2 separate regions of the Homo sapiens genome follow, and region 2 is linked to region 1. The links are chromatin loops, found by intact Hi-C in ENCODE. Cell type or tissue: heart right ventricle. All regions are shown on one strand. Links, peaks and the distances in the headings refer to the core of each region. The heading gives the core; the rest is flanking DNA. Region 1 has its middle 76 kb from the start of BTG3. Region 2 overlaps LOC124900465 (a long non-coding RNA gene).

Region 1 (2,911 bases), core at 90-2,589:
CCATTCTGTGGTTCTCTATCTTTTAAGTGGAGCACTTAGGCCATTTACATTCAACGTTAGTATTGAAACGTGAGGTACCATTGCTTTCATCATGTTCCTTGTTGCCTGTGTACTTTGGTGGTTTCTTTTTTGTTTTTGCTTTTTAACTTGTATTTTTGTTTTATAGGTTCTATGTGATTTATGTTTTAAAGAGGTTCTATTTTGATTTGTTTCAAGATTTAGAGCTCCTTTAAGCAGTTCTTGTAGTGGTGGCTTGGAAGTGGCAAATTCTCTCAACATTTGTTTGTCTGAAAAAGACTATTTTTTCTTCATGTATGATGCTTAGTTTCACTGCATACAAAATTCTTGGCTCATAATTGTTTTGTTTGAGGAGGCTGAAGGTACGTCCCCAATCCCTTCTAGCTTGTAGGGTTTCTGCTGAGAAATCTGCTGTTAATCTGATAGGTGTTCCTTTGTAGGTTACTTGGTGCTTCTGTCTTGTGGCTTTTAAGATTCTTTCCTTTGTCTTAACTTTGGATAACCTGATGACAATGTGGCTAGGCAAAGATCTTTTTGCAATGAATTTCCCAGGTGTCCTTTGTGCTTCTTGTACTTGGCTCTCTAGATCTCTCACAAGGCCAGGGAATTTTTCCTTAATTATTCCCTCAAACATGTTTTCCAGGCTTTTAGAATTCTCTTCTTCCTCAGGTACACCAATTTTTCTTAGGTTTGGTTGTTTAACATAATCCCAGACTTCTTGGAGGCTTTGTTTATATTTTCTTATTCTTTTCTCTTTGTCAGATTGGGTTAATTCAAAGACCTTGTCTTTGAGCTCTGAATTTCTTCCTTCTACTTGTTCAATTCTATTGCTGTGACTTTCCAGAGCATTTCAGATTTCTAAAAGTGTGTCCAAAGTTTCCTGAATTTTTATTGTTTTTTCTTTAAGTGATCTATATCCATGAATATTTCTCCCTTCACTTCTTGTATCAGTTTTTTGGATTTCTTTGCATTGGGCTTCACCTTTCTCTGGTCCCTCCCTGATTAGCTTATTAACTAACCTCCTGAATTCTTTTTTCAGGTAAATCAGGGATTTCTTCTTGGTTTGGATCCATTGCTGGTGAACAAGTGTGATTTTTTGGGGGTATTGAAGAGCCTGGTTTTGTCATATTACCAGGATTGGTTTTCTGGTTCTTTCTCATTTGGGTAGGCTCTGTCAGAGGGAAGGTCTAGGGCTGAAGGCTGTTGTTCAGGTTCTTTTGTCCCATGGGGTGTTCTCTTGATGTAGTACTGTCTCCCTTTTCCTATAGATGTGGCTTCCTGTGAGCTGAACTGCAGTGATTGTTGTCTCTCTTCTGGGTCTAGCCACCCAGCGAGTTTCCCAGCTCTGGGCTGGTACTGGGGTTTGTCTGCACAGAGTCCTGTGATGTGAACCATCTATGGGTCTCTCAGCTGTGGTTACCAGCACCTTTTCGGGTGGAACTGGCAGAAGGTGCAATGGGCTCTGTGAGGTTCCTTAGCTTTGGTGGTTTAATGCTCTATTTTTGTGCTGTTTGGCCTCCTGCCAGGAGGTGGCGCTTTCCAGAAAGCATCAGCTGCAGTAGTGTGGAGAGGGACTGGCAGTGGGTGTGGCCCTAGAACTCCCAAGATTATATGCCCTTTGTCTTGCACTACCGGGGTGGATAGGCTAGGACCACCAGGTGGGGGCAGGGCTGGGTGTGTCTGAGCTCAGACTCTCCATGGGCGGGTCTTGCTGCTGCTGCTGTGGGGGATAGGGTTGAGGTTCCCAGGTCACTGGACTTGTGTACCTAGCAGGATTATGGCTGCCTCTGCTGAGTCATGCAGGTTGTCAGGGAAGTGGGGGAAAGCCGGCAGTCACAGACCTCACCCAGCTCCCATGCAAACTGAAGGGCTGGTCTCACTCCCACCATGCCCTGGCCAACAGCCCAGAATCTGTTTCCAGGAGGAGGGTGAGATGGGCTTGAAAATTTGCCTGAGGCTATCCACCTCCCAGCTGGGAGAGAATAACGCTTTAGTTCTTCTCCTGCCTGTGAAGTCTGCATGCCTGATTCGTGCCCTCCCGAGTTCTTGCCCAGAGGCTTCTTGCCCTGTTCAAATTGTTACAAAGTTCAGCTAGAGAATTCCTTCTCCCTGTAGTTTCACCCCCTGCTCCTCTGGCCACCCTCCTGATGTGTGGTCCCAGGCAGGAACTGGCTGCTTAGGGACCCAGCGAGCTCCCAGGGCCTTTCTGCTGCTTCCTCTACCCCATATTTCACTCGGCTCTCTAACTGGACTCGGCACCAGGTAAAGTCGAAAACTTCTCCCTCAAACAGAACTTCGGTTTCTCCAGTGGGTGTGTGTGTCCAGGAGAGGTGGATCTTCCTTTCCCACTTCTATGGTTGGGACACTCACAGTATTTGGGGTGTCTCCCAGGTCCTGCAGGAGCAGTCTGCTTCCTTCAGAGGATCTGTAGTTCCTCTCGGTGTTGCTGGTTTGTTTTTGCAGTCAATGTATTTGACTTTTTAAAATTCTGGTCCAACGTATTTTAAATCCCCAATTCATGGGTTATAATCACAAAGACATAAGGATGAATTTGAGGCTCTGGAACTGAGCTCCTGGGTCTCTGTCTTGCCTGATCCTCTTAGCTGGAGGCAGAGTCAGAGCTCTGGGTTTAGGTCACTTGAGCAGGTACAGAATAGTGTGAGTGATGGATGGGTTAATATGCCTACCATCTCTTCTCTTAAGCACCAGGTGGGGAGAAGACCAAGCAGGGAGATGTCAAGTCCTCATGTCAGGGGCATTTGAACTAGAGTGACTCCATCTTGAATGGGGGCTAGGTAAAATAAGGCTGAGACCTGCTGGGCTGCATTCCCAGGAGGTTAAGGCATTCTTAGTCACAGGATGAGATAGGAAGTCAGCACAAGATACAGTTAAC
Region 2 (2,911 bases), core at 232-2,731, 200 kb after region 1:
GTCATTTTTGTTTTTCTTTATTGGAACTTGAGTTTGGGAAACCAAGTTCCTTCTCAAAGACCCAGGCTATATTCTCATCCTAGTGAAATTCCTTCCAGATATTTCTTTCTTTTTTACTGAATTAGATGAATGTCATTTACATTGAATCCTTACTCTATCCTAGAGCTTTTAGTAAAACTCTATGATTCAAGTCAAGTCATCTAGGTTTGGCTCCTGACATGAGAATGAAGCTTTTATAGTTTAGAGACCACCTTTCTTTATCACAATAGGCTGGCTTGCAAGACTAATGCTTCACTGTGGACTCAAGAGTTTCTTTGGGTTTTTTTGGTAGTCAAAAGCTGAATATTAGATATATCCTTCTTTTTTTGCATTCCTACTTTCATGTGTAAATTCACACAGCTGGCAAGAGGAAGGTTGATATTTTTTATCACCAGCACCTTAATGTTGACTTGGGTTTTTCTCATTTGTCAAACCTACTCCTTTTCTGCCTCTCCACAGACTTTGTGGTTCTGCTATATTTGGCCCTATGTGATTATGCTGTATTGACCCAGTTGCCCCTAATCATGCTGTCTGTGCTCAGTACCTGCAGAAAAGATAAGATATTTCTTTTTCCTCTTTTCTTCAGAGCTAAACAACAGTTTAGAGCTTCCTTGCAGATAGGTGGGACTCTATGTCTAAGTTCTGGCCAGGGAATATGTGTGGAAATGACACACCCTACTTCCAAGGCTGCCTTCTAACACTTCTTTTGCAGTCCTCCATAAACTTTTTTATAGTTTGTCAGTTGGCCAGAGGGAGAGGATTCACTGAAGGAAGGGCCCTGAGGTCCTAGGGGATGACAGGTCTACCCAATCAACTTTCCGGGTCTATTATTCACTGACCTCTAATTAAAATTTAAGATCTCTTTTAATTGTGAATATAGTCTTAATTTGAAGAGTATTTCCAGTATCTCTTACTTTGTCACTTATAGAATTATAGATATTTTTATATTGCTTTACAGATATCTCAAAATATTAATTACACTCATTTCTAGTTTGACATTGAACTAGTTATTATTAGACTTGCCACTGAATCTTGTTATTTAATATACTAAAAACAAGTACATAATTAGCTTATTTGAAGTTTAAAAGATATATTTAGGGCTGGCCACAATGGCTTACACCTGTAATCCCAGCATTTTGGGAGGCTGAGGGAGGAGGATTGCTTGAGACCAGGAGTTTGAGACTAGCCTGGGTAACATAGTGAGACACAGTCTTTACAAAAAATTTAAAACCTAGCTGGGCGTGGTGGCATGTGCCTGTAGTCTTAGCTACTCGGGAGGCTGAGGCAGGAGGATCACTTGAACCCAAGAGTTAGAGGCTGTGGAGAGCAATGATTATGCTACTGTGCCACAGAACAAGACCTTGTCTCTTAAAAAAAGTATATATAAAACTGTATTTAAATATACTTGCTTTCATTTTCATCTTATGTATTTTATCTGTGTTTTTTTTCGCTTGATTTTTGGCCCTCTGTGGTGTCTCTCACCATATCTGGTAATTTTTGATTAAGTGATGGATATTACCATGGTATTTTTGGTTAAATGCAGAAGGAAAGCCATTTAAGAAAGTCACTGGGCCAGGATGTGTATCTTAAATATATTATACTGTTTTACCCCCTTACTCTTATCAATGTTTCTCAATTTGGCTTTATTAAAAGGATTAAACCCTAGAGAAGATGAAATCATTGTGTGACCATTTTCCATAGGTGGTCTTTAGCTGGTATCATTTTAGATGCACAGGGACACAGTCAATTCATTATACCTATAGTAGTTGCCTCATGGCATTGAGTTTGATTCTCTCTCAGAACCCTGGTTGAGAAAGGCTGCTCTGGATGACAGGAAAATTTTAAGAGACAGGGCAGCTTCAATTCATCTGATCCCTGCAAAGGAGTGACCAGCAAGAAAATTATGGTCCTAAGACAGTTTAGGGGAATCAGCAAAAATGGAGTAGATTTTGCCATTCTTATTTGTGGAAAGAGGGCATTCAGTTAGCCTCTGTTGGGCTATGAAGCCTCTAGAAAACGGTGGTCTGATCAGCTCAGAGTGTTGATCTAGAATTACTGTAAAAGCAAAAATTAAAGAAAGATAATGTGCTTTCAGCTGTAGGCACTTTGATAACCTTGAGACTGTTTGGGATTGATGCCTTCAAGAAATATTAGGGAGATATTGTCAGACTTTTGCATAATAATTTCTATTATTAGTTCACAGTAAAAACTGCTATCAAGGTTGGCCAATGGGATTGCTTACACACCATTGCCTAATCCTTGGGGGAAGTAAATGAACGTGACATTCTTCTTTGTACCTCTTCCATTAAAACGCTATCTGTGAAAGAATAGAATCTGATGGGTAATGCGCAGAAACTAAAGCAGTGAATAATACTCATTACTCTCAGAGACTATTCAGCTTGGCATTATTTGCTTTTCCTCTTCTGATGAAAATCTCTAAAAATTTTTCAGAAGCTATGAATATAAAAATTATAACCTAAGGATTCCCAGCAGGTTGAATTATTTGCTGAAACACTTACGAACAGCAGGTGTTTAGAGAATATGTGGCATCAAAAGCCATTTTCTCTCAGCCAAAGCATTCTTTTCACATGGAGGCATAAAATGCTATCAAGATTCAGATTTAAAAATGCTGAGGCATCTGTTATTTTTTCTCTCCCATCTCTGTATTTGAGTTTTTTTTTCATTTTTAGGTTATTTTAGGCATTTTATCTTTTGTATCTTTTGGTAGTAAACAAAATATTATTTATTTATTATTTTTTCTGTAATTCTTTGGACTTAATCACTTGTAGACAAATTAAACATATTCATTATACAATTTTTAGTCAGTAGTTCTCTGAATACTCCCAATCTGAGGTTAATAGGAATTATAGGC

The links. Peaks named below come from ENCODE experiments on the same cell type or tissue, not always from the same donor. Only the 100,000 strongest peaks of a DNase experiment are listed, where the experiment ranks them.
Region 2: it touches region 1 in a loop (5-fold over the local background); 2 of 110 quality-filtered maps call a loop at or near these places.

What each region holds. Positions count from the first base shown.
Region 1 is chr21:17,687,475-17,690,385 of GRCh38, forward strand. No RefSeq gene overlaps it. Among named protein-coding and RNA genes, the nearest start is that of BTG3, 76 kb to the left of the region's middle. RefSeq lists an enhancer at 908-1,810. In heart right ventricle, for the core only: a CTCF peak has its summit at 1,560 (motif pointing right); DNase peaks (open chromatin) are centred at 1,557 and 1,827; H3K27ac peaks cover 441 bases.
Region 2 is chr21:17,886,146-17,889,056 of GRCh38, forward strand. All of the region lies in intron 2 of LOC124900465 (a long non-coding RNA gene), which reads left to right. Among named protein-coding and RNA genes, the nearest start is that of LINC03147, 2.0 kb to the left of the region's middle. In heart right ventricle, for the core only: no CTCF peak of the experiment used is centred there; no DNase peak of the experiment used is centred there.